Linked DNA regions of Homo sapiens: regions 1 and 3 are each linked to region 2. A link is a loop called in an ENCODE intact Hi-C map of the cell type or tissue named here. Cell type or tissue: A673. All regions are shown on one strand. Links, peaks and the distances in the headings refer to the core of each region. The heading gives the core; the rest is flanking DNA.

What was found. A loop is a pair of places that touch in the nucleus more often than their neighbours do. Peaks named below come from ENCODE experiments on the same cell type or tissue, not always from the same donor. Only the 100,000 strongest peaks of a DNase experiment are listed, where the experiment ranks them.
Region 1: it touches region 2 in a loop (3-fold over the local background); 22 of 110 quality-filtered maps call a loop at or near these places.
Region 3: it touches region 2 in a loop (2.6-fold over the local background); 8 of 110 quality-filtered maps call a loop at or near these places.

The regions. Positions count from the first base shown.
Region 1 is chrX:13,633,481-13,643,858 of GRCh38, forward strand. It overlaps EGFL6 (EGF like domain multiple 6), which reads left to right. Exons shown (of 12, transcript NM_015507.4): 12 at 1-95. Among named protein-coding and RNA genes, the nearest start is that of TCEANC, 14 kb to the right of the region's middle. In A673, for the core only: no CTCF peak of the experiment used is centred there; no DNase peak of the experiment used is centred there.
Region 2 is chrX:12,942,243-12,952,650 of GRCh38, forward strand. TLR8-AS1 (TLR8 antisense RNA 1) reads right to left here and starts at 1,058. Exons shown (of 5, transcript NR_030727.1): 1 at 936-1,058; 2 at 1-92. RefSeq lists cis regulatory regions at 4,523-4,966, 7,928-8,340, 8,610-9,039 and enhancers at 4,841-4,970, 7,968-8,262, 8,668-8,962, 8,893-9,122. In A673, for the core only: a CTCF peak has its summit at 4,708 (motif pointing right); a DNase peak (open chromatin) is centred at 4,739; H3K27ac peaks cover 756 bases.
Region 3 is chrX:13,340,169-13,350,576 of GRCh38, forward strand. It overlaps LINC01203 (long intergenic non-protein coding RNA 1203), which reads left to right. Exons shown (of 7, transcript NR_045260.1): 7 at 1,563-1,657. Among named protein-coding and RNA genes, the nearest start is that of LINC01203, 10 kb to the left of the region's middle. In A673, for the core only: no CTCF peak of the experiment used is centred there; no DNase peak of the experiment used is centred there.

The DNA of each region.
Region 1 (10,378 bases), core at 299-2,798, 690 kb after region 2:
TCAAAGATAGACTTTTGCCTAAGTGGCTTAGCTGGGTCTTTCATAGCCAAACTTGTATATTTAAATTCTTTGTAATAATAATATCCAAATCATCATCTTGTGTCATGGTTTAATTTTTCTAGGTAAGAAAATATGTTCTTGATTCTGTGTTTACTTATGTAAATGATTATTTGCTTTTCTGAAAAATGTAGTTTTTATCTTTTCACTATTACTTCATATTCTTTAAAGGTACTTTCTATTATGGGAAAATATGACTGCTTTATTAGGCCTTATAACTGCAAAGCAGATTCACATATATTGGGGTTTTGTTTGTTTTTTATTTTTTAGAAATGAGGTCTTGCTATGTTGCCCATGTTGGTCTTGAACTCCTGGCCTCAAGCGATCCTCCCATCTTAGCCTCCCAAAGTGCTGGAATTACATGAGTGAGCTGCCGCACCCAGCCAGCATATATTGTTGAGCTCAAAGCCTCAGAGAACTACCTAAAACTAAATGAGCAGGTAGCAGGACTCAAAGAAACATGGATGACTTCTTTGTCTTACTCTTTTCTTCCAAATTCAGGAAGAGCTTTGTGTAGGAATCTTGAGTGTATTCCTTGAGGACGGTTTTATATTCTGTTTAAGATTCTGGGTTAGAAACAGGTCTAAGACACCCTCCAAACAGAAGGTTCTCCAGATATTTGCTCTCTGTTACCTAAAGCAATTAAGGCATTGAACCATGGTAGGAAAAAAAGAGAGGTGATCCACTTACTAATCTTTAAAATTTAATTTTAATACAAAATTTAAACCCCACTCTTGAAGGTTTTTAAATACTTAAACCCTAAGTAATTCTTCTTCAACAATGTTCTCTTTAATACAACCAACACACACAACCTTTTAAGATGGGGTGGGGACCACATTGTTTATCCCTAGTGTGAGAGAATCTGGGCATACAAAATCTATATAGGACTGTAACTGTATCTGTTAGGATAACTGCTAGTTATGGAAACCACAAAAATAGTGTTTCTGGTGAGACCAGATGAAAAACTGCCCAGCTAAGGCAAATCAGCCCACAGAATCCTAAGAGATAATAAAAATAGTTGTTTTAAGCCACAAAATTCTGGGGTAGTTTGCTACACAGCAAAAGTTAACTGATATAGGTGATTTCTGATATTGTGGTAGAACTTGAAGAAGACCCCCTGTCTCTTCCATGACCAAGGACATTTGAGAGCACAATGTGGCTTAGAAGAAAGGACAATGGGGCCGGGTATGGTGGCTCAAACCTGTAATCCCAGCAACTCCCTTTGGGAGGAGGAGGTAGGTGGATCTCTTGAGCTGAGGAGTTCAAGACCAGCCTGGGCAACAGGACAAAACCCCATCTCTACAAAAACTACACAAATTAACAGGGCATGGTGGTTTGCACCTGTAGTCCTAGCTACCCAGGAGGCTAAAGTGGGAGGATCACCTGAGCCTGGGAGGTTGAGGCTGCAGTGAGCTGTGATCACACCAGTGCACTCCAGCCTGGGCCACAGCATGATACCCTGTCTCAAAAAGAAAAAAAAAAAGAAAGGACAATGGAGGGGAGAACTTACAATGAAAGGCAGTGCCCGAGTGATTTAGGTTAAAGGAAGAAACGTTAAACCAGAAATGAAATAAGGAGACCTGGGAACTCTGCTACATATGGATAGAAAATCAGTGCACAAAGCTCAGTTAAGTTTCATGTTTCTCTAAAGTCTGCAGCAGAGACCGTGGTTGCCTACACAATATCCATTCTCATCGTTTTCCTTACCAGTATGACCACATATAAATAGATTTTTAGCAGGGGGAGGTAGGCAATGTGATCAACTAATAGACTGCATTTCCCAGCCTCTCTTACAGATGGGGAGGCCCCTGAGATGGAAGCTGAAGTCATTCTTGGGGCTTTCAGGAAGGATCATCAAAGGGGGCTTCCAGCTGGCAGACCCCTCTTTTGGCATTTCCCTTCCTCCTTCCTGCTTGCAATGTGGCTGTAAAGGCAGAAGGTCCATGAACCACTTTGTGATCAAGAGGGCAAGGCCCTCACCTTGTGAAGTACATAACTGGAGGAAGCCTGGGTCCCTGATGATTTTGTGAAGTCTCTACCACTATCCCAGACTAGTCACTGCTGGACATTTTCTTAAGTAAGAGAAAAGCCCTCTGTTGGCCTATCTAGGATTTCAAACAGCACAATGCAGACCCAAGTGATCACTCTCCTGGGAGAGTCTTATGGACTAACTTCTTAGATCCTTAAATAGCAACATATTGTTTTGAATTCCAGTCAATAGCCTATGGTATCAGCTCTAGCCTGCACCAGCACTAAATCATACTTAGATTCCTTTGCAGAACTTAAGTCAGCTAGTTCAGCCATGACTTCCGTATCTGTTGCCCCTGGCTACCACCCAACATGCAAACTCTCCCTCTTCTCACCCATCATCTCCCCCTCTCTCATCCCCACTCTGTATGGGCCCACTCTACTTGGCACTTCTCCCCACTATTTCTACCCCCATCACACATGATCCATTGTCTGGTAAACAAATCCCCCTCCATCTTAATTCATGCTTAAAGGTCTCTTCCTGCATTTCTCAAGCTTAGCTGAAACTGAGCTCTCTCCCAGGGACACCTCTCCCGCTGCAGCCTTATCAAATGAAAACCACTCATCTTCCCACATTCCACACATGGCAGGGTCTAAAGTTGAGGGTGGCATTCTCCTTACTCCACTCTTATTCACCACCTCTTATTTCTGTAATGTGAAAGCTGCTGTTCTTTGGAGATGCAGTTAAGTAGTACTACAGCCTTCTGTCCTGGCTAGCCATTGTCATTGACCAGCATGGCGATATCCATGCAAATACCAATCCAGGATCCTAGCCTCAGAGTCCTTTGACCTCATCTATCCCAGTTACCATCACCTCCTCCTCAGTCACTGCACCATGGCCACCCCTTGGACTTGATCATTGCCTCTGAACTCTTGAACTCCAACATCCCACTCTCTGGTCTCTCTGGCTTCCTCCTCATCCTACTCCCCCTACACTTACTCTTTGGCCTTTTTGAGACCTCCATTCCCTTGACAGCTCCATTTTCTTCCTATCTCTTGACCTCCTCTTGGCTTGACTTTCCTCTCTAATAAAACATAGCCTAGACTCTGAGGCCCATCATCTCTTCAAAGACACTCTTGTCAATGCCCCTCAAGTCCCAGGCTCGTGTGTCTTCCACTGCCACCAGGAAGAGCCCTCAATCAACCCAACTGCCTTCTTTTCTCCATCGTGTCTCCAGGCTGCTAAGCATGGTTAGAGAAAGTTATACAACTGTGCAGGCTGAGCCTTCAACAAAACCATGATCTTCAACCTTCCACAAACCTGTAGTGCTGCCCAAATTATTTACCACTGAGCAGTGCTTGGCTGTTTGCTTGTACACACTAAGTAACATTCACCAGGATGTCCCTATGGGGGGAACCTACCCCCAGTATTTCAACATAGGTTCTATTTTCCCTAAGTGTCGGTCTGAGAAATAGAGAGTACAAAGAGAGGAATTTTACAGCTGGGCCTCTGGGGGTGACATCACATATCGGTAGGACCATGATGCCCACCTGAGCCACAAAACCAGCAAGTTTTTATTAAAGATTTCAAAAGGGGAGGGGGTGTATGAACAGGGATCAGGTCATAAAGATCACGTGCTTCAAAGGGCAAAAGGGAGAAGAAACATCACATGCTTCTGAGGTAACAGGGCAAGGACAAAAGCAAAGATCACAAGGCAAAGGGCAAAATTGGAATTACTGATAAGGGTCTATGTTCAGCTGTGCACGTATTGCCTTGATAAACATCTTAAACAACAGAAAACAGGGTTTGAGAGCAGAGAACCAGTCTGACCTCAAATTTACCATGGCGGGATTTTTTTCCCCACCCTAATAAGCCCGACGGTACTGCAGGAGACCAGGGCGTATTTCAGTCCTTATCTCAACCGCATAAGACAGACACTCTCAGAGCGGCTGTTTATAGACCTCCCCCCAGGAATGCATTCCTTTCCCAAGGTCTTAATTATTAATATTCCTTGCTAGGAAAAGAATCCAGCAATATCTTCCCTACTTGCACGTCTGTTTATAGGCTCTCTGCAAGAAGAAAAATATGGCTCTATTCTGCCTGACCCCGCAGGCAGTCAGACTTTATGGTTGTCTTCCCTTGTTCCCTAAAAATCGCTGTTATTCTGTTCTTTTTCGAGGTGCACTGATTTCATATTGTTCAAACACACATGTTTTACAATCAGTTTGTACAATAGTGGTCCTGAGGTGATGTACATCCTCAGCTTACGAAGATAACAAGACTAAGAGATCAAAGTAAGACAGGTGTAAGAAATTATAAGAGTATTATTAGGGAAGTGATAAATGTCCATGAAATCTTCACAATTTATGTTCCTCTGCCGCGGCTCCAGCCAGTCCCTCTGTTCAGGGTCCCTGACTTCCTGCACCATGTCCTCACATCCTACAGCCCCATAAGTTAATATTAACTACTGAAATAACAATGACATGTCCCCCCCATTTTTGCCTGCTAAGGCTGAATGTCATTCTGACTAAAGCCCTGAGTTGAGGATTTTGAGATCACATTTGGGCCTTTATCACAGCAAGGACGGGTACTGAATGACACTGTTTGGAGTTCTCAAAGGCAAGGAGGTAGGCAACTGTCAGCAGATGTGACCTGTGTGGCATGATCCTCTCCCTATTCTACAGGCTGTGGCATGATCCTCTCCCTATTCTACAGGCTGTGTCACTCACTCCCTCTGAGGATATGAAACAAACTGGGAGAACAGGCCTGCCTGCAACAGGCTGGGTAGTCCTTGGCCTGTGAGGATCCTCTTCTAATAATTCACAAAGGGGTGGCTGTGTCCAGCCACATGACCAAGGAGAAGGGCTACTACTCCTTCTTCAAAACACTGCCTCCACTCTTCCCCAGACTGAAGGCTGACCCTAACCAAGGAAATGATCCAAAACTGTCCAGAATGGGGGGCCCTGGAGAGGGGTTGTACCTTTAGTTAGGTAACTCACTCCTAGAACAAAGAACCCTGAGCCGTGTTGCTATAACCTTAAGACTGGTCTCAGAACTTTGTCACATGTGAAAAACCTTCAAATGTCCCTCCATTATCTCTAAGAGCAAAGCAAGAAGATGACACTTGAGCACTGGCTCTGCAAGTAGTTGTTGAGTATTCACTGTTTAAGAAAACAAGGAGACAAGTAGAAATTTGAGCACTTGCAGGATATCTGACAATATTAAGCGATACTTTTAGGTGGGATAATGGTACTGCGGTTATGCTTTTTTTAAAGAAAGAATTCTTCCCTTTAGAGAAACACACTGAACTACTTAAATGAAATTACATGAGATCTGGGATTTGCTTGGAAAACAATGGGGGGGAGAGGAGGGAGTCGATGAGGGTATCTAGAAGAAAAGATGATAAACATTTTTTTCTGGAATGAGGCATATAGTAAATATTTCAGGCTCTGTGGGCCAGACATCTCTGTCACCACAACTCAACTCTGCCACTATAGCACAAAAGCAGCCGTAGGCAATATGTAAACGAATGGGAGTGGCTGCATTCTTTATAAAGTTAATTTTAAAGCCTGTAGCTGGCCAGACTGAGGCCAAATACTGTAGTTTGTTGACCTCTGGTCTAGAGGAAACAAGAAAAGCCATGTGTTGATAATTGACAAAACTGAGTGATGGGGGTCTCAGAATACTAATTGGTCTACTTTTTTGTATGTTTCAAATTCTCCACAGTAAAACATTAAAAAACAAACAAAGAAGGAAATAGACCATGTATTTTTAAGAAAGATTACCATCACAAATGCTTAAAATGAAACCATTTGGATTTTTTTTTTTTTTTTTTTTTTGAGACTGAGTTTCACTCTGTTGCCCAGGCTGGAGCGCAGTGGTACAATCTGGGCTCACTGCAACCTCCACCTCCCAGGTTCAAGCAATTCTTGCACTTCAGCCTCCCGAGTAGCTAGGACTACAGGTATGTGCCACCACACCCAGCTAATTTTTGTATTTTTAGCAGAGATGGGTTTTCACCGTGTTGGCCAGGCTGGTCTTGAACTCCCGACCTCAGGTGATCTGTCTGCCTCAACCTCCCAAAGTGTTGGGATTACAGGCATGAGCCACTATGCCCGGCCACCATTTGGATCTTGAAGCATTAAACCTTCAGATGTATGGAAAATGTTCTCCTAGTAATCCCCTAGCAATTGGGAGAATCGATTTCCCACTGGCCTTCTCTAGGCCTTCCAAACCAAGACCAGGCCAGGAGCGATGGTTCCAGAGCTGGCATTGCTACCACAGCAGCACAATTATGGGCAGGCTCTGGGGCGGAGGCTCAGTATCTGTAAGATGTGTGGATCTATGGGAGGGTCGCTTTAACTCTCCAACAAGACAGTGGCCTCCCTCCACTCCTCTGCCACACAGCAGAGTACAGTGGTTGAGAGCCAAGTAGTGAGAATCCCTGGGGAGGTTACCTACCCTCTCTCTGCCTCAGATTTTCCCAAATGAGGATGGCAACATGGAAGCCTACCCCAAACCAGGTAAAACCCCAAGGCACAAAATGTCATCAGGCCTGGACATGTTCACTGCTGTCATGGAGATGTCATCTACAGAGCTTCTCTTTCTCCCATTTTCAAGGGGAAAGCACCTGGCTTCTGAGGGTGCTGATTGAACTCCAGCGCACATTTCTCCCATGGGACATGCACAGTTTTTTTCATTGTAATAGTTACTGCTGGGTTCCCCTCCTAAGTGGTTCCACCAATTCACAGGCCCACTAGCAGTGGGGTGAGAGTAGTATTCCCTTACCCTCTGCACACAGTTCATATTAGCAAACCATTGTAGTCAACCTCACTGGGGGCAGACACCGGCTCCTTGCTGATTACGGTGAGATGGGGCATCTTGGCAGGTCCACTGGCTGCCTATACTTCTGCTTTTGTGATCATGTCTTTTTATCCTTGAGTCACCACCAGTGTTCTGAAGCCCAGTCTTGGCTCTCCCTCACATCCTCTTTTCCTGACCCAACCTGTCAGGCCTCTGCCTCACCTGTGGGTCGCTTCAGATGTTCACCATCAGCTCTGGAGGCTGGGAAAAGCTTCCTTGTGGCTGGGGATATCTGTCCTGCCCCTCCCTTACAGACCTCAGGGGATTTCCACCCAGCGTGGAGGGTGTATGCTGTACCTCTTCTGCAAGATGGCAGCTGGGACTTGGGTGACCCCTGTATCCCCACTGCTCAGGCACTTACTTGATGCCTCCCTAAGACAGCACTGGCTTCCAGCCTAGCCTGAGAAAGCCTGGTTTTTTTTGAGATGGAGTCTTGCTCTGTCGCCCAGGCTGGAGAGCAGTGGTGCGATCTCGGTTCACGGCAACCTCCACCTCCTGGGTTCAAGCAGTACTGTCTCAGCCTCCCAAGTAGCTGGGACTACAGGCACATGCCACAACAGCCGGCTAATTTTTGTATTTTTAGTAGAGATGGGGTTTCACCATATTGGTTAGGCTGGTCTCAAACTCCTGACCTCAGGCGATCCACCTGTCTCAACCTCCCAAAGTGCTGGGATTATAGGCATGAGCCACCGCGCCAGGCTGGGAGCCTGCATTTTTTTGTACTCTCCTTTTTCCTTGAAAACACAGAATACTTGTGGGCTGGCTATGGAATGTTTTTTACCTGGAGATGTCTTCATAGGTCAGAACTGTGACCTAAGCCAAAAGAACAAAGCTGGAGGCATCATGCTACCTGACTTCAAACTATACTACAAGGCTACAGTAACCAAAATAGCATGGTACTGGTACCAAAACAGAGATATAGACCAATGGAACAGAACAGAGCCCTCAGAAATAATGCCGCATATCTACAACTATCTGATCTTTGACAAATCTGACAAAAACAAGAAATGGGGAAAGGATTCCCTATTTAGTAAATGGTGCTGGGAAAACTGGCTAGCCATATGTAGAAAGCTGAAACTGGATCCCTTCCTTACACCTTATACAAAAATTAATTCAAGATGGATTAAAGACTTAAATGTTAGACCTAAAACCATAAAAACCCTAGAAGAAAACCTAGGCAATACCATTCAGGACATAGGCATGGGCAAGGACTTCATGTCTAAAACACCAAAAGCAATGGCAACAAAAGCCAAAACTGACAAATGGGATCTAATTAAACTAAAGAGCTTCTGCACAGCAAAAGAAACTATCATCAGAGTGAACAGGCAACCTACAGAATGGGAGAAAATTTTTGCAATCTACTCATCTGACAAAGGGCTAATATCCAGAATCTACAATGAACTCAAACAAATTTACAAGAAAAAAACAAACAACCCCATCAACAAGTGGGTGAAGGATATGAGCAGACACTACTCAAAAGAAGACATTTATGCAGCCAAAAGACACACGAAAAAATGCTCACCGTCACTGGCCATCAGAGAAATGCAAATCAAAACCACAATGAGATACCATCTCACACCAGTTAGAATGGCGATCATTAAAAAGTCAGGAAACAACAGGTGCTGGAGAGGATGTGGAGAAATAGGAACACTTTTACACTGTTGGTGGGACTGTAAACTAGTTCAACCATTGTGGAAGTCAGTGTGGCGATTCCTCAGGGATCTAGAACTAGAAATACCATTAGACCCAGCCATCCCATTACTGGGTATATACCCAAAGGATTATAAATCATGCTGCTATAAAGACACATGCACACGGATGTTTATTGTGGCACTATTCACAATAGCAGAGACTTGGAACCAACCCAAATGTCCAACAATGATAGACTGGATTAAGGAAATGTGGCACATATACACCATGGAATACTATGCAGCCATAAAAAATGATGAGTTCATGTCCTTTGTAGGGACATGGATGAAGCTGGAAACCATCAATCTCAGCAAACTATTGTAAGGTCAAAAAACCAAACACCGCATGTTCTCACTCATAGGTGGGAATTGAACAAAGAGAACACTTGGACACAGGAAGGGGAACATCACACACAGGGGCCTGTCGTGGGGCGGGGGCAGGGGGGAGGGATAGCATTAGGAGATATACCTAATGTTAAATGATGAGTTAATGGGTGTAGCACACCAACATGGCACATGTATACATATGTAACAAACCTGCACGTTGTGCACATGTACCCTAAAACTTAAAGTATAATTTAAAAAAAAGAAAAAAAAAGAAATAAAGACGTATATGAACTAGCCCATGGGCTTTAACATCAAAAAAAAAAAAAAAAAGAACCGTGAAAAGGCTGATGTTTTACCTGAATTACAAGCTAGCAGGTTGTCCTGTCCTGGTTTCATAGATATTGGTAAAAAAACACAGCTTGGCTGGGCATGGTGGCTCATGCCTGTAATCCCAGCACTTTGGGAGGCCGAGGCAGGCAGGTAACTTGAGGTCAGGAGTTTGAGACCAGGCTGGCCAACATGGCCAAACCCCATCTCTACTAAAAATACTAAAATTAGCCTGGCGTAATGGTGCACACCTGTAATCTCAGCTACTCAGGAGGGTTAGGCAGGAGAATCACTTGAACCCAGGAGGTGGAGGTTGCAGTGAGCCAAGATCGCGCCACTGCACTCCAGCCTGGGCCACAGAGTGCAGCATTCACAGTGGGCTTGTGCCACAGCTGAGCCCTGAGTCTGGGAAAGCCCCAGTCTAATAAGAGGGCTGAGAGCAAAGCTTCCCAAACTTTGTCCTGGAAGGAGACAATACCTTTATCATCTTAGTGGAGAACCAAGTCTGCCCCCCAAAAGGAAGATGCTATCCCTGTTCCCTGAGGCTGTTCATTATACAAACATCCTTGAAAAGAGGCCGGGCACAGTGGCTCACGCCTGTAATCCCAGCACTTTGGGAGGCCGAGCTGGATGGATCACAAGGTCAGGAGTTCAAGACCAGCCTGGCCAAGATGGTGAAACCCCCATCTCTATTAAAAATACAAAAAAAATTAGCCGGGCGTGGTGGTGGGCACCTGTAATCCCAGCTACTCGGGAGGCTGAGGCAGAGAATTGCTTGAACCCCGGAGGCAGAGGTTGCAGTGAGCCGAGATCTTGCCACTGCCCTCCAGCCTGGGCAACAGAGTGAGACTCCGTCTCACAAAAAAAAAAAAAAAAAAAAAAAAAAAAGAAAGAAAAGAAAAGATAGTTCAGAACAAAGGCTGCCAGGGCTTATGTGTATAAGATGGGCAGACCTATGGCGAATCACTTCCTAACATAGACTCTTCACTTTCTAGAATTCATTAGATGAGGGGACAACAGAAAGATTTGATAGGAATGGTGATCTCTCACAAATCCGTAACATTGCAAATAACACTCTCCCCTTATATGGGCCCAGCTACCTTTCCTTGAGTGAAGAGAAGTATACTTTCTGGAACTTACTTTCCCA
Region 2 (10,408 bases), core at 3,203-5,702:
GAACTCTGGCCCAAGGCTCTCTGACTGACTCCTTCCCAGATCTTCTCGGCTTAGCGGCTGAAGACTGACGCTGCCTGATTGCCTCAGAAGCCCTGTAGACCATCACAGATGCCAAGCTTTAGGTAACTCTCACAGTGGAGGGTAAGTCCGTCCCCTTCTTAATCAATACGGAGGCTACCCACTCCACATTACCTTATTTTCAAGGGCCTGTTTCCCTTGCCTCCATAACTGTTGTGGGTATTGACGGCCAGGCTTCTAAACCTCTTAAAACTCCCCAACTCTGGTGCCAACTTAGACAATACTCTTTTAAGCACTCCTTTTTAGTTATCCCCACCTGCCCAGTTCCCTTATTAGGCCGAGACACTTTAACTAAATTATCTGCTTCCCTGACTATTCCTGGGCTACAGCCACACCTCATTGCCACCTTTTCCCCTAGCTCAAAGCCTCCTTCACATCCTCCCCTTGTATCTCCCCACCTTAACCCACAAGTATAAGACACCTCTACTCCCTCCTTAGCGACCGATCATGCACCCCTTACCATCCCATTAAAACCTCATCACTCTTACCCCGCTCAATGCCAATATCCCATCCCACAGCATGCTTTGAAAGGACTAAAGCCTGTTATCACTCGCCTGCTACAGCATGGCCTTTTAAAGCCTATAAACGCTCCTTACCATTCCCCCATTTTACCTGTCCTAAAACCAGACAAGGCTTACAGGTTAGTTCAGAATCTGCGCCTTATCAACCAAATTGTTTTGCCTATCCACCCCGTGGTGCCAAACCTATATACTCTCCTCAATGCCTCCCTCTACAACCCATTATTCTGTTCTGGATCTCAAACGTGCTTTCTTTACTATTCCTTTGTACCCTTCATCCCAGCCTCTCTTCGCTTTCGCTTAGACTGACCCTGACACCCATTAGGCTCAGGAAATTACCTGGGCTGTACTGCCGCAAGGCTTCACAGGCAGCCCCCATTACTTCAGTCAAGCCCAAATTTCATCCTCGTCTGTTACCTATCTTGGCATAATTTTCATAAAAACACACGTGCTCTCCCTGCTGATCGTGTCCGATTAATCTCCCAAACCTCAATCCCTTACAAAACAACAACTCCTTTCCTTCCTAGGCATGGTTAGTGTGGTCAGAATTCTTACACAAGAGCCAGGACCGCACCCTGTAGCCTTTCTGTCCAGACAACTTGACCTTACTGTTTTAGCCTAGCCCTCATGTCTGTGGGCAGCGGCTGCCGCTGCTTTAATACTTTTAGAGGTCCTAAAAATCAAACTATGCTCAACTCACTCTCTACATTTCTCATAACTTCCAAAATCTATTTTCTTCCTCATACCTGATGCATATACTTTCTGCTCCCCGGCTCCTTCAGCTGTACTCACTCTTTGTTAAGTCCCACAATTACCATTGTTCCTGGCCCAGACTTCAATCCGGCCTCCCACATTATTCCTGATACCACACCTGACCCCCATGACTGTATCTCTCTGATCCACCTGACATTCACCCCATTTCCCCATATTTCCTTCTTTCCTGTTCCTCCCCCGATCACGCTTGATTTATTGATGGCAGTTCCACCAGGCCTAATCGCCACACACCAGCAAAGGCAGGCTATGCTATAGTACAAGCCACTAGCCTGCCTCTTAGAATCTCTCCTCATTTTCTTTCCATTGTGGAAATCTATCATCAAGGAAATAACTTCTCAGTGTTCCGTCTGCTATTCTACTACTCCTCAGGGATTATTCAGGCCCCCTCCCTTCCCTACACATTAAGCTCGAGGATTTGCCCCCACCCAGGACTGGCAAATTAGCTTTACTCAACATGCCCCGAGTCAGATAACTAAAATACCTCTTAGTCTAGGTAGACACTTTCACTGGATAGGTACAGGCCTTTCCTACAGGGTCTGAGAAGGCCACCGCAGTCATTTCTTCCCTTCTGTCAGACATAATTCCTCAGTTTAGCCTTCCCACCTCTATACAGTCTGATAACAGACCAGCCTTTATTAGTCAAATCAGCCAAGCAGTTTTTCAGGCTCTTAGTATTCAAGGAAACCTTTATGTCCCTTACGGTCCTCCGTCTTCAGGAAAAGTAGAACGGACTAAAGGTCTTTTAAAAACACACCTCACCAAGCTCAGCCACCAGCTTAAAAAGGACTGGACAATACTTTTACCACTTTTCCTTCTCAGAAGTCAGACCTGTGCTCAGAATGCTACAGGGTACAGCCCATTTGAGCTCCTGTATAGACGCTCCTTTTTATTAGGCCCCAGTCTCATTCCAGACACCAGACCAACTTAGACTGTGCCCCAAAAAACTTGTCATCCCTACTATCTTCTGTCTAGTCATACTCCTATTCACCGTTCTCAACTACTCATACATGCCCTGCTCTTGTTTACACTGCCGGTTTACACTGTTTCTCCAAGACATCACAGCTGATATCTCCTGGTGCTATCCCCAAACTGCCACTCTAAACTCTTGAAGTAAATAAATAATCTTTACTGGCAAGGCTATGCTGAACCTCCTTAGGCACTCTCTAATTAGATGTCCTAGGTCCTCCCAATTCTTAGTCCTTTAATACCTGTTTTCTCCTTCTCTTATTCCGTTTAGTTTTTCAATTCATACAAAACTGTATCCAGGCCATCACCAATAATTCTAAATGACAAATGTTTCTTCTAACAACCCCACAATATCACCCCTTACCACAAAAACTTCCTTCAGCTTAATCTCTCCCACTCTAGGTTCCCACGCCGCCCCTAATCCCGCTCGAAGCAGCCCTGAGAAACATCGTCCATTATCTCTCCACACCACCCCCCAAAATTTTCACCGTCCCAACACTTTACCACTATTTCGTTTTATTTTTCTTATTAATATAAGAAGACAGGAATGTCAGGCCTCTGAGCTCAAGCTAAGCCATCATATCCCCTGTGACCTGCACGTACACATCCAGATGGCCGGTTCCTGCCTTAACTGATGACATTCCACCACGAAAGAAGTGAAAATGACCTGTTCGTGCCTTAACTGATGACATTGTCTTGTGAAATTCCTTCTCCTGGCTCATCCTGGCTCAAAAGCTCCCCCACTGAGTACATTGTGACCCCCACTCCTGCCCGCCAGAGAACAGCCCCCTTTGACTGTAATTTTCCTTTATCTACCCAAATCCTATAAAACAGCCCCACCTTTATCTCCCTTGGCTGACTCTCTTTTCGGACTCAGCCCGCCTGCACCCAGGTGAAATAAACAGCCTTGTTGCTAACACAAAGCCTGTTTGGTGGTCTCTTCACACGGATGTGCATGAAACCAATGAAAAAAAGACCAAAACAACAACCAAAACAGAAACAAAGAACAACAAAAAACAGCTAAGCAAAGCAAACAATGCCACAATTTATAGGTTGGTGCAAAAGTAATTGTGCTTTTTGCCATTAAAAAGAATGCAAAACCGCAATTACTTTTGCACCAACCTAATATATGATTACCAAGCGCTCTAATGGTAAGGATAAATTAAAACCAGCTGATTGTTAATTTTAACTTTAGCCAAGACAAAAGCCCAATTCAGCTACTTACCTAGGAATGGGGCTCAGGCTGAACACTGCTCTCTACCATCTTTGAAGCAGGAAAAAACTCAAACTCGCCTTCCCTGTTGGAAGTGAGCTGAAATTCCAGAAAGGAGTTACCTGCACTCTTCATCATGGAAGCAGGAAAACTTGCCTTCCTTTTTGGGAGCAAGTGAAACTCCAGAAAAGGAGTTATACAGCAAAATAAACTTTAGATCTCAACCAAATTTGGAGAGATCAGGGATTCTCTTGGTCGGGGGTGGGGGTGTCTCCCAGGCCTCAGCCAATTGTCCTACTGGCTTGAGCCATAAAGATAGCTCAAGCTGGTACCAAGCACCAACAGTAGATTTGTCAAAGGTCAGGGGTACCTCCACTCAGAATCCCTTCATGGTTACCAATTTGTGAATCCAAAATATCTGAGACAGGCCTCAGTCAATTTAGAAAGTTTATTTTGCCAAGGTTAAGGATGCACCCATGACACAGCCTCAAGAGGTCCTGGCTACATGGGCCCAAGGTGGTCGGAGCACAGCTTGGTTCTACACATTTTAGGGAGACGTGAGACATCAATCAACATGTGTAAGATGTACATTGGTTCCGTCCAGACAGGCAGGACAACTCGAATCAGGGGAGGGGGCTTCCAGATCACAGGTAGATAAGAGACATTTGTTGCATTCTATTGGGTCTCTGATTAGCCTTTCACTGAATATACAATTCACATGGGAGAGGAGGGTGGAGGAATAGTCACTTATGCCTGGTCTGCCTTGGTGAAACGACAGGGCAGAGGAAGCAATCAGATATGCATTTGTCTCACATGAGCCTCAGAGGGATGACTTTGAGCTCTGTCTGTCCTTTGTCCACGAGGAATTTCCTTGTGGGCAAATTGTGAGGGAGGTATGTCTTTTTTTTTTTTTTATCTTTGTAGCTGTCTTATTTAGGAATAAAATGGGAGGCAGGTTTGCTTGACGCAGTTCCCAGCTTGACTTCCCTTTAGCTTAGTGATTTTGGGGTCCCAAGATTTATTTTCCTTTCACAACTCCCATCTGATATATTTAAGGGGGAATTCTTTTGTGCCTACAGCATTGTTAGTGGAATGTGGAGCGACAGCAAGGGATGGGCCTAGCTGGAATTTACCACCAGGGGGCTTGGACTCTTTCTCATGCGTCAACACCAATCACTGCCAATAGGGGGCAGCAACAATTTGCCTACAGCCTTTAGGCTTTGGTTTTAGACTCAAGGAGCTCAGGGTGTGGAATCTCCATTGTTTTTCCTCTGAAACTTGGCTTCTTATCTGCCTGCGGACTCAAATCCTCCTCCTGCCAATACTACAACAGCCACAGAACAAATGCATTGAAACTGAGAGAACTGGTAAGAGGCTAGATCTAGTGTAAATCAGAGAATGGGCCTCATAAAAGGAGCAGTTTGGAGGAACCTAATCCTTCACAGTTTGTCTAGCAATTTCTAGGTTCAATCAATTGAGGGCTTAACTGGTAAACTCAAGTGGAAATTTTTTATTGGCTCCTGGTGATGTCACTCCTGGTGAGTGTGGGAGAACTGGTTTTCTAGGTGTGGGGATTCTTTATTCTCTGAAACACCCACTAGGAAACGCCCTGAGGCCTTTTCACCTTCTGTGGTGTCAGGACCTCTCATGTAACTGGATACAGTGCTTTTCCCAAACAGACTATACACAACAGAAACTCAAAAAATAGAAACGCTAAGTGGGAATAAGGGAAATAAACTACAAGAGTAGTGGTTCTCGACCTTGGCTGCACATGGGAATCACCTGGGAGCTTCAATCCGCAAGGACCAATGCCAGGGACCCCCCTACCCCCTGCCCCCGAGATTTGGATTAACTGGTCTGCATGCAACCAGGGCAGCTGGCGTTTTGAAAGGTCCCCAGGTGGTTCCCATGTACAGCCAAACTGAGAACCATTGTCAGATGTGCAGTCTTTGCTCCTGGGTCAATTAATTCCTCACGCCCACTAACTACTTTAGATGTCTTATGCTTTGAGCACATTTAAAATAAAACCCAAAACTTAATAAAACAAAGTTAGTACACAGAGAAATAGGAACCTGATTAAAATAGAACATGAAGTCAAGTCAGTTTGGTTTTGTTTTAAATCTCCAATTGCCACCATTAATTCTGCTCCCAAAGGTCAATAATGCTAGCCTGCTATTTGCTTTGTTCACTTCTGAATGAAGCACTTGTGTTTGCTGACCTTCAAACACTTCCAGGTTGTCTAAGAGGAAGCCATGTGGCACTTTGACTTTTGTGTGACCTGGCAATTTGTTTACATCAAATCCCTTTTAACCCTCTGCAGTTGACAGTGGAGAATTCAGTATTTTCATATGCTGCCTAACCTCTAGGGTGGAAGGCTTTAAACTTGATTTAGGTCAAGTTGGCAGTGACCCAGGTGAGCCCCCAGGAAACTGCACTTCCACAGCCAAAACGTGGCCATCCACCAACTTAGGCATGACAGTTACAGTTTTGAACCTGCTATTAAGTCCCACAATTCTCTTGGTTAGTTAGAGTAATCAAACCTGTCAAGGGTAGGCAGAACTGGAGGAGTGAAGAATGGTTTTGAGGGTACAGTGGAAAAATCAACTTTGGAGTATGACAAGCCAGCCTCAACACTCAGTCACTCTTACCAGCTGTGAGATCTTAGGTGGGTTTATCACTGGCTGTGAGCTTGACTTGCCTATCTATACTATAAAGGAATAAAAGCCCCTTCAGGTGGTTTTTCTTAAATAAATGGAATAGACCTGTCATGTGCTGGTAAATGTTTAACAACTGGTTCTCAAGGTGGTGGGGGCAGCCCTGATTTGGAGTATTTCCATGGTGTAAATACTGTCACCATGGCAGATCTCAAGACACCAGTGTGACAGCTCTGAATGTGGAATTGGGAAGAGGTATGCGCCATCTGGGATAAACCATCTCCTAGTACCTACCTAGAATGCAGCAGACACTCAGGATGTTATCCCCTGCCCTTCCCCCTCATAGGAACATCTATGCTGACAGAGACCTTTGCCATTATTAAAGCATTTTTACAAACACTATCTCATTACATTCTCAGGTGAGATGGGCAGGGCGGGTCTTATTTCTACTTTTTACAGACAAGAAGCCTCAGGCTCAGAGAGACTGGACAAAATTGCTCAGGGGCACACAGCAAGTAATCTACAAAATGAGCATAGCAGGCAGAGTAGCAGCCCCAAAACATGTCTGCATCCTAATCCCTGGAACCTATGAATATTTGGTTACATGGCAAAAGGGAATTTTGACTGCAGACGGATTTAATATTGCTAGTCAGGTGACCTCCAAGTAGGGAGATCATCCTAGATTATCCGGGTGGGCCTAGTGTAGTGACAAGGGCCCTTAAAAGTGAAGGAGGGCAGCTCAAGAGGAGAGTCAGGGGGAAATGTGACTATGCAGGACTGGTCAGAGAGATGTGACATTGCCAGCTTTGAAGATGGAGGAAGCAAGGAATCTAGAAGGCCTCTAGAAGCTGGAAAGGCAGGGAAGCAGCTTCTCCCCCAGAACCTCCATGAAAAGATGTAGCCTACCAGGTACGTTGATTTTGGCCCAGTGAGACTTCTGACCTCCAGAACTTTAAGATGATCAATTTGTGTTGTTTAAGCTGCTGGATCTGTGGTCCTTTGCTACTACAGGGATAGGAAATGAATTCAACGGGACTGGCAATCAGATCTCCTTATCCCTCAAATCTCAGCTCAAATTTCACCTCTTGAGGGAGCCATGTTTTTCCTGCCTTTTCTAGGCCTCTGGTTTTACCCGAGTTCTGATAATATCTGGCTTTAGGCACTCACCAGATGGTTGTGAATCTTTGCATACTTGCTGGTTTTCTCCCTAATCCCCAAGTGGCAAGAATATTCTTTTCACTTTGCATCACTTTCCACTAGCACAGCTCCTTCCCCAAGACCACAGCATAATAACTGCATTCAGAATGTGTGAGTGTGAAAATAGAGGAATGAATGAATGGGAGCTGACATTAACAATAGTACTGCACCCCAGCACCACCAGGAATCACGATGCTGAGCTGTCACTGTTGCAGAACAATTAAAAGCATCTCCTGCTAGTATCCTGAGCTACCTACCCCCTTCCTGCAGGAAAGACTTCCCGTCTTCCCACTGGCTCACAGAAGTGGCCTTTTCCTCCGGAAACCAGCGTGCATCTGTTAGCATCTTTTGTCTTTTGTGGGAAAGGGAGGATTCTGGCTCCAGACTGAAGAGGGACAGGCATGGTGTGTGGGTTCACAGAGCCCCAGACTCCAGACTCTGATGCCAGCATCTTTGTCTCAGCAAAGGTCATAATTGGATTTGGATGTTTAAGGCAGTCACTGATTTACTGTTCTCATTTTTCAAGTGTGAGAAATACTAACTCTGTGCTTTGCTTACTTCTAAAGGAACAAAGGCAGTATGAGCAGCCTTTAAATACTGCCACATAATACACTGAGAGCAGACATGACCACGTGCTACAAAGAGTCAGGGCTACGTAGGAAAGTTCACATCGGCGTGGGAAGTGAAAGTAAGCCACGTCACCGTTTCTGTCACGTGACAGCTGTGGGGTGTGGAGCAACTCACTGAGCCTCTTTCCTGGTGTGTAAGATGGGGATAATGATAGCTCCCATTCACTGACCGCTTCCAAAGTGCCTGACCCTGTTCTAAGCCTTCACTGTCATCCTGATTTTATAGTTAGACAGTTTGTCAGTGTCAGAAGCAGAATTGGCTACATAGTTTGCAAGTCCAGTGCCCTGGTTCAAAAATGATTAAGAATTTCAAGATGGTGGTAGCAGAGCAAAAAACCAAGCCCGGAGCCCTCCTTAGTGTGGCTCTTATGTGACTGCACAGGCTGCACACCCTGGGCAGAATTAGTATACAAATCCTGCAGCCTGACTCCAGAACCTTCCATCTTAACATCTATGCCACAAGAGCTGTCTCCTAAGGTGGCCGTGAGGTTGGAAATGAGACTAAGGCATTCCTGGCAGAGGGCACAGTGTGAATGATCTGGAAATACAGGCGTGGACAGGAAGATGAGGAAGGAATGATAAACTCTCATGGCTAAAGCTTTGGTGAGCTGAAGGAAACAGAAGTGTGCTGGTAGGCAGTACTGGCTGCAAACTGTGCCCTCCCTGAAGGCCAACTATAAAGTGCAAGGCCCTTGTACTTTATAGGCGACTGGTGTTGAGGATCGCTGGAAGGTTTAGAAGCAGGGGGTAGCATGGACGCAGGCAGAGAACTGCCCCTAGGGGGAAGTGTGGAGCAGAGCAGACTGGGGCCTGGGCACCCGCTAGAGGAGGCCGTTACAACCACACTCTAGGGATCTCATAGTGAGAGGCTCAGGGAGTAGAGGAAGGAAACAGGGAAAACTGAAGGTCTTCAAGGTAAGTAGAAATTATAGCTTTGGAATACGATCTGGAAACAGGAAACTGGGGGAAAGGAAAAGCTTCTGATGCCTGCTGGCCTGGCCTTCTGTTTGAGCGCCATCAGGCCCGTATGGAGTATCATGATGTACACAGACTGCCTTTGCACCCATAGAAAACAGGGTACATCTCTTCAGGAAGTAGAAACTCTTTGAGCAAAAGAAATCGATTTAACTTCCTAAAAACAACAGCTGTTACTGGCTATAAACTCAGTCATTTCTCAATTTGGGTTTTTCCCCCAAAATATTCCCTTCCAATTTTCAGAGGCATAATCAGTTCTGTGATTATGTTGCTTGCACATAATTAGATCACACAGTAATAATAATAACTGTAAACTCTGGAGGAAACAGAGTGCAATTAAAACCAGAAAGAAAAAAATCTCCCAAACCTCTCCCAGATTCTTCTCTCAAACTTGGGAGTGGGGCACCTCAAGCCCAGTGAAGGAATCAACATATTTTACCCCAAAATATATTTCTTTGACATATTTTGAGATGGCTGTTCACAGGGCCCGCAAACAGAAGCAGCCCTACAAAACTGTCTCATGTGGCGAAGATTTGCATCTGCAGAGAAAAACTACGTTGATACAGCCAGGCTTTCTCTGAGGCTCTCTCTTGTCCATATCTAGGAAAAACTGAGAGTCTGATACCTTTAAAGGTCTGAAAGAAACATTTACTATCTATTCTGTCTGAGAGCGGCTACCTCTGAGATTTCTCCTATGTAACAAGAACGCCTTTGCCAGCCAGGCCTCCTCTTCTCCCCATGCCATAATCTCTTTGCCAAGATCCAAGCCTCCAGTCTTTCTGTAACCTCAAGGCTTCTGTACCCCACTGCGGGGATTGGTAATCACTCTATGGTTCTCCTCCATGTGCACAATAAATTTGTATGCTTTTTCTCCAATTAATCTGCCTTTTAATTTATTATTATTATAAATTTTTTTTGAGACGGAGTCTTGCTCTGTTGCCCAGGCTGGAGTGCAGTGGTGTGATCTCAGCTCACTGCAACCTCCGCCTCCCAGGTTCAAGCAATTCTCCTGCCTCAGCCTCCCGAGTAGCTGGGATTACAGGTGCACGCCACCAAGCCTGGCTAATTTTTGTATTTTTAGTAGAGACAGGGTTTCACCATGTTGGCCAGGCTGGTCTCAAACTCCTGACCTTGTGATCCGCCTGCCTTGGCCTCCCAAAGTGCTGGGATTACAGGCGTGAGCCACCATGCCCGGCCTATTATATATATTTTAATGCTCTCTCTCAGCAGAGTCAAGAGGATTAGTTATCGGTGTGTTGGACATACTGAGTATAGGGGGTCTGTGGGATATGTAAGAAGAAATGACTACTGGGCTGTTGCATATGTGGTTCTTCATCTCATTTTGTTTTAGAGCCAGAGTCTCACTCTGTCACTTAGACTGGAGTTCAGTGGCGAGGCTTTTTT
Region 3 (10,408 bases), core at 3,326-5,825, 400 kb after region 2:
GAGTGTGCTTCCTGCCCGTGGGCTTCTCAGGTACCACCGAGGAAGAGGAGGGGCAAGGCTCCTCTCCCCTGCAAAAGCTGGACGTTCTGTGGCTCCACCCCACTGCGCGCTCCTTCCAGTGTGCAGGTCGGTCGGAGGCTCTGCCAGGGAGCCCTTCCCACCTGGCTGTCTCACCATGGCTTTGGGAAAGGGCTGTGCCCAGAGGGGATTCTTTTCTATACAACACAAAGGCTTTGTCTGTGCTCAGCAGCCGTGTGTTTAGGACATTTCCTGGGCCTTATGGCCTCTGACAGTCATCCTTTACTGTCTAAATCTCTTAGCAGATGCACCCTCACCAGCTAGCCAATTCTGTCTCCTGGTTCTCACCCTGGGTATGAGACTATGCTGATTTCTTGTTTCAGCAACATCCCGGGCATAAAACAGCATTTTTTGTTATTTACTCACGTAAATAATCAGTTGCTGGAGGCTGTTCTGGAAAGCAGGACACATACAGCACACATAGGAATGAATCCATCCAGCACTGCTCCTCCTTGGAGCCAGGAGTCCCATTAGGGCTTCATCATCTCCTCTGTCACCATTTGGTACTTTTGGTTCTTTCTGTCTCCCTCAAGACTAGTTAAGACAGCTAATGTGTGGATGCAGTTTCGAAAACAATACTTTTCATAGCAGTGGTTTGAGCTAATGGTGTTTTTCATCTCAAAAATGTTTTACAAACATTAATTAAGCTTATGTAGCTCCCTGGTGGGCTTAGGCAGAAAGAATGCCCAGAGAGAGAGAGTTTCCGCTTTTCCTCCAAGCCACAGAAAGTCCTCAAGGAAACAGAAGGCCTGGGGCTTCAGCCCAGCAGTCCTTTGCTTGAAGAAGACTTAACATACCTTTACAACTTTCCTGATGCTCAGAAAATGAAGTCTTTTGTGATACTTCATAAAATGAAATCTCTTAGAATGCTTTGGGTTTTTTTGGGGGGGGGTGTTGCGGGGGTTTGGTTTTTGTTTTGTTTTGTTTTGTTTTGACAGAGTCTCACTCTGTCGTACCTAGGCTGGAGTGCAGTAGTGCAATCTCGGCTCACTGCAACCTCTGCCTCCTGGGTTCAAGTGATTCTCCTGCCTCAGCCTCCCGAGTAGCTGGGATTATAGCCGCCCACCACCACGCCCAGCTAATTTTTTCTATTTTTAGTAGAACGGGGTTTCATCATGTTGGTCAGGCTGATCTCAAACTCCTGACCTCAGGTGATCCACCCACCTCGGCCTCCCAAAGTGCTGGGATTACAGGCGTGAGCCACCGCGCCCAGCCCCCTTGGAATGCTTTGTAAAATGAAGTCCAGCCTGGACCACCTGTCAGAAAGTATTTTTTCTTTATTGTTGTGGCAAAGTATGTATCTATTGATATATTCTTAGTGAAGCAGGGAAACAGAAACTGCAAACCTAAACCAATTCAATAAAACATTACTTATTTCTCAGTAGGAAGAGGGAAAAAAGCTAGCAAGCATGAGTAAGAAGGAAGGATATGAGAGAATAGGAGATTCTTAAAGGCATTCTTTTCATTTCCTTCTTCTGACGCAGAAATCCAAACAAAAGCTTTAGAAGAAACACCTGGAAAAATAGTATCTCCACTTTGAAAATGCAGAAATACAGGCATAATACAATGGTGAAATTTATTCATGGTCATTCTCATCTCAATCAATGGTTCTCAACCAGGTGCTATTTTGCCCCCCAGGGACATCATTTTACAATGTCTAGACATTTTTGGTTGTCACCACTTGGGGAGGCGGTGTAAGGGTGGGCAAGTGGAGTGATACCGGCATCTAGTGGGTAGAGGATAAGGATGCTGCTACAAACATTGTACAATGCACAGGATAGCTCCCATCACCAAGAATGCTCTGACAGTGGTGCCAATGTTGAGGAACCCTATTCTAAATCATTGCCTTGTCAGAGATGGATCTCCAAATCAAGTTGGAGTTTGTGGTATGTCATCCACACAGTTGACTCCAACCCACCCAACTCCAAGCAGGCTCAACATGGTGATGTTTCCCACTACTTGCTCTAGGATACCTTCATTAGGCCTGAAGACCCAACCTGTGCACAGACTCTAAACTCAAACATGTACCTAGCTGCATTCTTGATTTTCTCACACAATCATGGCCATGCTTATATTTTGAAGTGATCCAGGATCCTTTTACTTTTTCTTCTAGTTCATTAAGGTGTAATTGACAAACAAAATTCATATATATTCAAGCTGTACAATGTGATGATTTGATATAGGCATACACTGTGAAGTGATTATCACAAATTAACACATTCATCGCCATATCTAGTTATCTCTGTGTGTATATGTGTGTGTGTGTGTGTGTGTGTGTGTGGTGAGGACACTTAAGATCTACTCTCTTAGCAGATTTCAAGTAAACAAGAATGTATTATTAACTGTGATCATGCTGTATGTTAGATCACATACAGCTGTATGTTACACCATGCTGTATGTTAGATCACATAAGTTCTGGTGAACTTACTCATTTTATAACCAAAAGTTTGTACCCTTTGACCAACATCTCCCATTTTCCTCACCTCCCAGCCCCTGGCAACCACCATACTACTCTCTGCTTCTATGAGCTTGACTTTGTTTAGATTCCACATATAAGTGAGACTGTAGGAAAGTTTAAATTTTTTCCCCTGAAGTTTCAGTCATTTGAGTTTATAAAACAAACTGATAATAGATTATCGGGAAAAACAGGCATACAAATTTTATTGTGTGCACATGTGTATGGAAGTCATACAAGCTCAAAGAAATGGCTAGAGGGTTGACACTTTTATACCATCTTGAGGTTACAGCAAGAATGAGGACTTGGATTATAGCAAAACAGGTTATGGTGGCAAGACAGGTTATGGGACAGAGAGAAGAGGAGGCCTGGCTAGTAAAGGTGGTCTTGTTATGCAGATGAAATCTCACAGATGAAATCTCTCTGAAATCCCTCAGAGAGAAGAGATGGGAGCCTGTGATAAATGTTTCTGCAGGGCCTTTAAAGTGTCAAGACTCCCAGGTGATCCTTCCTGGATCCAGAGGGAGAGAGTGGGGTGGTGTTTCAAAGAATACATGATAGCATCTGTTGTTTACTTCATTTTACTCCCTCTACAGTTGCAAATCTCCTTCACACAAGATAGCTTTGCAGGCCACTTCTGTTGGCAGGCCCTGTGAACAGCCACCTCAAAATATGTCAAAATATATATTAAAATTTTTTTTTAATTTCAATACCTTTAGGGGTACAAGTAGTTTTCGGCTAAATGGATGAATTGCATGGTGGTAGTCTGGGATTTTAGTGCATTCATCACTCAAGTAGTGTACATTGCATCCAATATGTAGTTTTTCATTCCTCATCCTCCTCCTACCTCCTCCCTTCTGAGTCTCCAATGTCCTTTATACCACTCTGTATGCCTTTGCATACCCATAGCTTAGCTTCCACATATAAGTGAGAAAATACGGTATTTGGTTTTCCATTCCTTAGTTAACCTCTCTTAGAATAATGGTCTCCACTTCCACCCACGTGTGTATATGTGTGTGTGTGTGTATATATATATATATATGTATGTATATGTGTATGTGTGTGTGTGTATATATGTATGCATATTGTATATATATATATGTATATTCCTACCAGCAGTGCATAAGCACTCCCTTTCCACCACATCCATGCCAACATCTATAGTTCTTTGAGTTTTTAATGTCCATTCTGGCTGGGGTAAGGTGTTTTGCCATGTTTCCCAGGCTGGCCTTGAACTCGTGGTCTCAAGCGATCCAGCTACCTCGGCCTCCCAAAGTGCTAGGATTACAGGCATGAGTCACTGCACTGGGTCAAGCTATTAATCCATCTTGAGTTAATTTTCGTATGTGGTGAGCAATAGGGATGCATAATATTTTGGGGTGAGATATTTTGGTTTCTTTCAGATCATACAGTAATTGTGTCTAGTTTATTTCACTTATCATAATGTTTCCCATATGGATAGCAGGATTTTCTTCTTTTTATGATCAAATAGTATTTCAGTGTATTTATTTATGTAATTAATTTATTTTTTGAGACAAAGTCTCACTCTGTCACTCAGGCTGGACTGCAATGGTGCGATCTCGGCTCACTGCAACCTCTGCCTCCCAGGTTCAAGCAATTCTTGTGCCTTAGCCTCCTAAATAGCTGGGATTACAGGTGCCCGCCACCACACCCAGCTAATTTTTGTATTTTTAGTAGAGACAGGGTTTCGCCATGTTGTCCAGGCTGGTCTTGAACTCCTGGCCTCAAATGATCTGCCTGCCTCGACCTCCCAAAGTGCTGGGATTACAGGAATGAGCCACCACACCTGGCCTCATTGTATTTACATACCACATTTTCTTTATTCATTCATCCATCCATTGACAGACACTTAGGTTGTGTCCATATCTTGGCTATTGTGAATAATGCTGCAATGAACATGGAGGCTCAAGTATCTCTTGGAGATACTGATTTTATTGTAATAGCAGAGACATAGATCAGTGGAACAGAATAAAGAGCCCAGAAATAACCCCACACATGTACAGTCAACTAGTCTTTGATAAGGGTGCCAAGAATACATGATGGGAACAGGACAGTCTCTTTAATAAATGGTTTTCGGAAAACTAGATACCCTCATGCAAAGAATAAAATTGGGGTTTTATCTCACGTTATATGCAAAAATTAACTCAAAATGGATTAAAGACGTAAAACCGTAATACTCCTAGAAGAAAACACAGCAAAAGCCTTCCTTGACGTTGGCAGTGATATGTTTAGATATGACCGCTAAAACACAAGCAACATAAGCAATGAACAAGTGAGACTACATCAAACTAAAAAGCTTCTACACAGCAAAGGAAACAATCAGCAAGGTGAAGCGGCTACCTCCAGGCTCCTTTTATTCAGAAAGGCATACACATTTCTGCTCAAATATTTTGCCAGTTCATTTTATTTGAGTAGAAACAGTCAAATGCCACATAAAGGAAAGCCCCCTCTAATGAACCCTCTGAAGCACATCATGTTAACTTTCCCATGCTAACTAATGTTGAGAAAGAGGAAGTTTTGCATTTTTTCCTTTGCCCCCTTGTTACAAAATCATCTGTTGACCTACAACCGGCGTTCTGCTTAAACGATTGTGTGCAGTGATCTTTAGAAAATGCAGTAGAGGAGAGAAAGGGGTCACAAGGGGAAAAAGATAGATTCACTTAAACTGCATGCATAGAAACCCTCCTTTTTTCTTTACAAGTTTTATCATGAAGCAAAAATATTGAGAGATAGTAACGTCAATCAAAATTACAATCAAGTTAAACAATCTGGTGCATTCATCACTTTAGTAGTGTACATCCCTGTTTGTATTTTTCATTTCATTTCTATTAAGATTTAGTACACAACCTAAAATACAAAGACAACTAGGACAAAATTCCTGCCTTTGAGCTCAGTTAACCATGGGAAATAAGTAATAAAACAACTTAGACAGGAAGTATAATGAAGGTTACCAGGGACTGGAAGCGGGGGAAGAGTTATTGCTTAGTAATAGAGTATTTTGGGGTGATGAAAAAGCTTTGGAAACAGATCATGGTGATGGTTTTACAACTTTGTGAATGTAACTAATGCCACTGAGTTGTACACTTAAAAATGGTTAAAATCACAAATTTTATGTTGCACATATTTTATCACAATTTCTAAAATCAGAAAACCCTCAACTATCTGTGAAGTGTGACAACAGCTATAGATGAGATATACGTTAAAGATCTTGAGTAAACAAGAGAAATAATCTTTTAAAAACAAAATGTATTGAGTTTCTACTTTTTCTTAGGCACTCTACTAGGCACTTAATATACAGTGTCTCAGTCTGCCTCCAAGAAGCAGACACCAAGATGAAATTGGAAATTGAACGTGCAGCTGGGCTCAGTGGCTCACACCTGTAATCCCAGCACTATGGGAGGCCGAGGTGGGAGGATCACATGAGCCCAGGAGTTTAAGACTAGCCTGGGCAACATAGCAAAACCCTGTCTCTATTAAAAAAAAAACACACAAAAAATTAGCTGGGTGTGGTGGTGCGTGCCTGTCATTCCAGCTACTCAAGAGGCTAAGATGGGAGGATCGCTTCAGCCCAGGAGATCAAGGCCGCAGTGAGCCATGATTGTACCACTGCACTCCAGCCTGGGCAACAGACTGAGGCCCTGTCTCAAAAAAAGGAAAAAAAAAAAAAAAGAAATTGAATGAGCTAGAGATGTATTGGGAGAAACACCTGTGCAGGATAAAGGGGAGGAAGCAGGGGTGTGCAGGGAGAGTCTCCCAACTGCAGTGCAGGCCTGACACCAGCTTAGAGGAGCAAAGGAAGGGAGAAAGAGGATTGGAGACAGAGCCTCAGACTGCAGTGCTGGTGTCAGAATGTTTAAGCCAGATCAGTGGGAGGCCTTCAAGCCCATGTCTCCTACTAGAGGAGTCTCATCCTCCAGCAATGGGCCTGATTTAGTTTCTCTGCTGGGCTTCATCAATGGCCGGGTGCAGCCTGAGGGAAGCATGGCCTCAGGGCAAGCCTGATGGAGGATCCAGGGGGACAGCACCCAGTGCTGGGATACTTATTTGCCAACTGCACATTCTCTAGAAGGAGCTCTGACTAGTGTACTTCTGTGGTCACCATACACCTAACCTCATTTAAAGCTCACAACGCCTCTTCCAGGCATTTTATTACCTCCAATTAACAAAAAAGGTAAACAGTAAGTTGCCCCAAAGCACACAGCTCTTAAGTGGTTGAGCTAGCTTTCAAAGCCAGGTTCAAAAGACTCCAAAACCAGTGTTGTGTCTCCTATAATGTGGTAGATTAAATTATTGTTCAACAAGTATTTCCTTTCCCACACCTCCTGATCTCCATGGAAGGATCATTCTCTGCCCCACTGCCATGGGGTTAGCTGTGCGTTGTGTTTTAGCCATGGAATATAGGTTTAAAGAACTGTGGGCCAGTTCTTGAGTCTTGGCTTTGAGAGGCATCATGTGTTTGCACTCGTCTCTTTCACAAAGCCATGTCAGAAGGTAATAGGCATAGAATCAGAGTAGCCTAGCTGACCCTCTGCCTGAAGCAAAGCACCATGCCTCTCACCTAGCCAACCTGCAGACTCAGGAGAAAGAAAGGTTTGTAATGGTAAGCTACTGAGATAGGTAGGGATTTTGTATACAGCATTACTTTGGCAAGAGTTGACTGATACATACCATGTTGCCTTTACAGAAGGAGCCAGGAGCCATTGATTCTGCCTGGGGGAAAGGGCAAAAGATTCATGAAAGAAGTAACATTTGAGCAGATTATTATTTTTTATTTTTTTTGAGACAAGGTCTTGCCCTGTTGCCCAGGCTGGAGTGTGGTGGTGTGATCACAGCTCACTGCAGCCTGGACCTCCCGGGCTCAATTGATCCTCCCACATCAGCTGGCCAAGTAGCTGGGACTACAAGCATGGGGCACCATGCCTGGATAGTTTTTGTATTTTTTTGCAGAGACGGGGTTTCACCATGTCGCCTAGGCTGGTCTTGAACTCCTGAGCTCAAACAGTCCTCCCGCCTTGACCTCCCAAATTGCTGGCATTACAGGCATTATAAACATGAGCCACTGTGCCCAGCCAGATTGTTCTTAAAAATATAATTGCATTTTTGAAAAAAAAAGTTGAATCTCCTTTCATTGTCAAAAATTTGGAAACTATGGGAAGTAGTAAAAATAAAGTCAAAGAGATTACATATGTTGATTATATATATATATTAGACTGCTCCATGCATTCTAGGCCTTTATGTGCTCTGGGGTTTTGCCTTTTTCGCCTGACCTATTATCAGCAACAATTTGTGTTCTTACATATGATACAATATTCTTTGAAGGCATGGTTTGTAATGGCTGCAGATTGTTCATAGCAACAATAATTGTTTTAAGGACAAGGTGAAGCACACCAGAAGGAATTCTTTCATTCACTTATTTTAAAGTACTACTTATTGAGTACTTACTACATGTCAGGCACTGTTTGAGGCACTAGGAAAACAACTGTAACAAAATAGATAAAGCCCCAATATCTATCAACAGGTAATTGAATAAGCAAGTTGTAGTATATCCATACAATGGAATACTACTCAGCAATAAAAAAGAACTAATTACTGATACATACTACAATGTGGATGAAACTCAAAAACATTATGCTAAGTGAAAGGAGTGACACCAAAAACTACATGTTGTATGATTGCATTTATATAAAAATCCAGATAATTCAAAGAAGTCTTACAGTGACAGAAAGCAGATCAGTGATTGCCAAGGAGGAGGGCACGGAGAGAGAGAAAAGAAGTATAAGGGGCATGAGAAACCTTTTGTGAGTGATAGATGTGTTCATGAATGTGTACATATGTCAAAACTTTAAATATGTGCAGTTTACTGCATGTCAATGATACCTCCGTAGAGCTGTTTAAAAAGTGATGGGAGTACAGTGAGGGCTGAAGAAGTGGTGGACAAGCATTCTGAGCAGAAGGAAAAGCACATGCAAAGAAATAGAGGCATTTTGTTTAATAAGCCTGTAGGACTTACCATCTGCGAGGCAGTGTTTCAAGAGCTGTATAAATATTAACTCATTTTATCCTAACAACATCCCTCTGAGATAAGTACTATTAATGCCATCCTTATTTTGCAGATAAATTGAGGCACAGAATTACTAAGTAACTTGCCCAAAGGAACAGTAATTGTCAAAGCTGGGCTTTGAATCCAAGAGCCTAGGTCTAGAGTTCATAGTCTTAATTACTACAACATGCTGCCTCTACATGTCTGGGAACATATTTGGTAATATCTGTGTGTATATTTGAAAAGTCACATGACTATAGCCAAAAGTGGAGAGGGAAGAGAGGGAGGGGAAGACCTTGGAAATGTAGGTTGAGGTAAGCTCATTTAAGTATGCGAAGTCCAGGCCATATAATGAGAAGATATATTGGAACCCTCCTGAGTGATATCTTTATTTTGAATGGAAAAATCCATTCATTATCAAAGGCTAGTTATATCCTCAATGGAACACATCTGAAAGCAAAATTTCCACCACCCTTATAAAGGACTTAGTCCTGAATGCACAAATTGATCAGATAGTGTATTATGCTCCCAAAGTAGCTTAAGAATTAGGTGACATTATTCGCAAAAAGATACACGTTCCGTTTCAAAGCATGCATTCACATGCTTCCTTTTTTTTTTTTTTTTTTTTTTTAAGACGGAGTCTCACTCTGTCGCCCAGGCTGAGTACAGTGGCGTGATCTCGGCTCACTGCAACCTCCGCCTCCTGGGTTCAAGCGATTCTCCTGCCTCAGCCTCTCGAGTAGCTGGGACTACAGGCGCATGCCACCACGCCTGGCTAATTTTTTGTATTTTTAGTAGAGACGGGGTTTCTCCGTGTTAGCCAGGATGGTCTCCATCTCCTGACCCTGTGATCCGCCCGCCTCGGCCTCCCAAAGTGCTGGGATTATAGGCATGAGCCACCTTGCCTGGCCAGGCTTCCTTTTAAATCCGCTTCAGGAGACGCAGATGGAAGGAGAAAGGCCGAAGCACAAAGGCTCCCTATCAACACTTACAGAACTGCTGTTGCTTTTCTCTCTGGCTTTAAGAGAGATCACCTACAAAATCGTATTTGTGAAAGCTGAATCTGGCTGCCAAAGAATCCAGGGCTTGAAGCTAAATCTCTAAGGTCATGAATTGTCTTCTTATGCACTCCATGCCAGTCAGAACTCACCGATGTGCAGAGAGAGCTCACATCTTACCATTTCACAAACTTCATCAATAGCACATCTATCTCCCCAGGGCTCTGCACATTGCCAGAGAATCCCATCACCCTGAATTATTTCCCTTCTCTCTCCTTCCTCCTTCCTCCTTCATCCTAGACCCTCTAACTGCTCAGTAGACTCCAGTAGACTCTTAACCAAGCCCCACCCCCAGAGAACTGGTTTCCAAAGATGGCTTGGAGACAGTATGCCCAATTCCACAGTAGATTACAGTTTTTTGTTTCATTTTGTGTTTATCGGCAAAATGACATATAGGTCACTTCAACTTGTGGAAAATTCCTGATCCACTACAAGTATATTCAAATAAATCTTTCAGAAGTAGGAAATCTTATTACAAGCTACCCTCATGCACAGTGAACAGGGAAAGGAAGTGGGCTAGAACAAGAAGTCTGCTGCAAGGGAGAAATCCAGACTGCTAATTCTACCACATCACCAACTTTCTGTGGACTCACACCAAGGGAATTCTTCTTCCGAGAGCTCAATTTCCGCATGTGTAGAATAAGCTGAGGAGGGTGGGCGAGGGTCTTGGGACCTCCCCTAATCTTCATTGCATGGCCCTGGTGCATTTACTATGGGAAATGAGAATTCAGGCTCTGTCTCTGCCCCACCTATGGT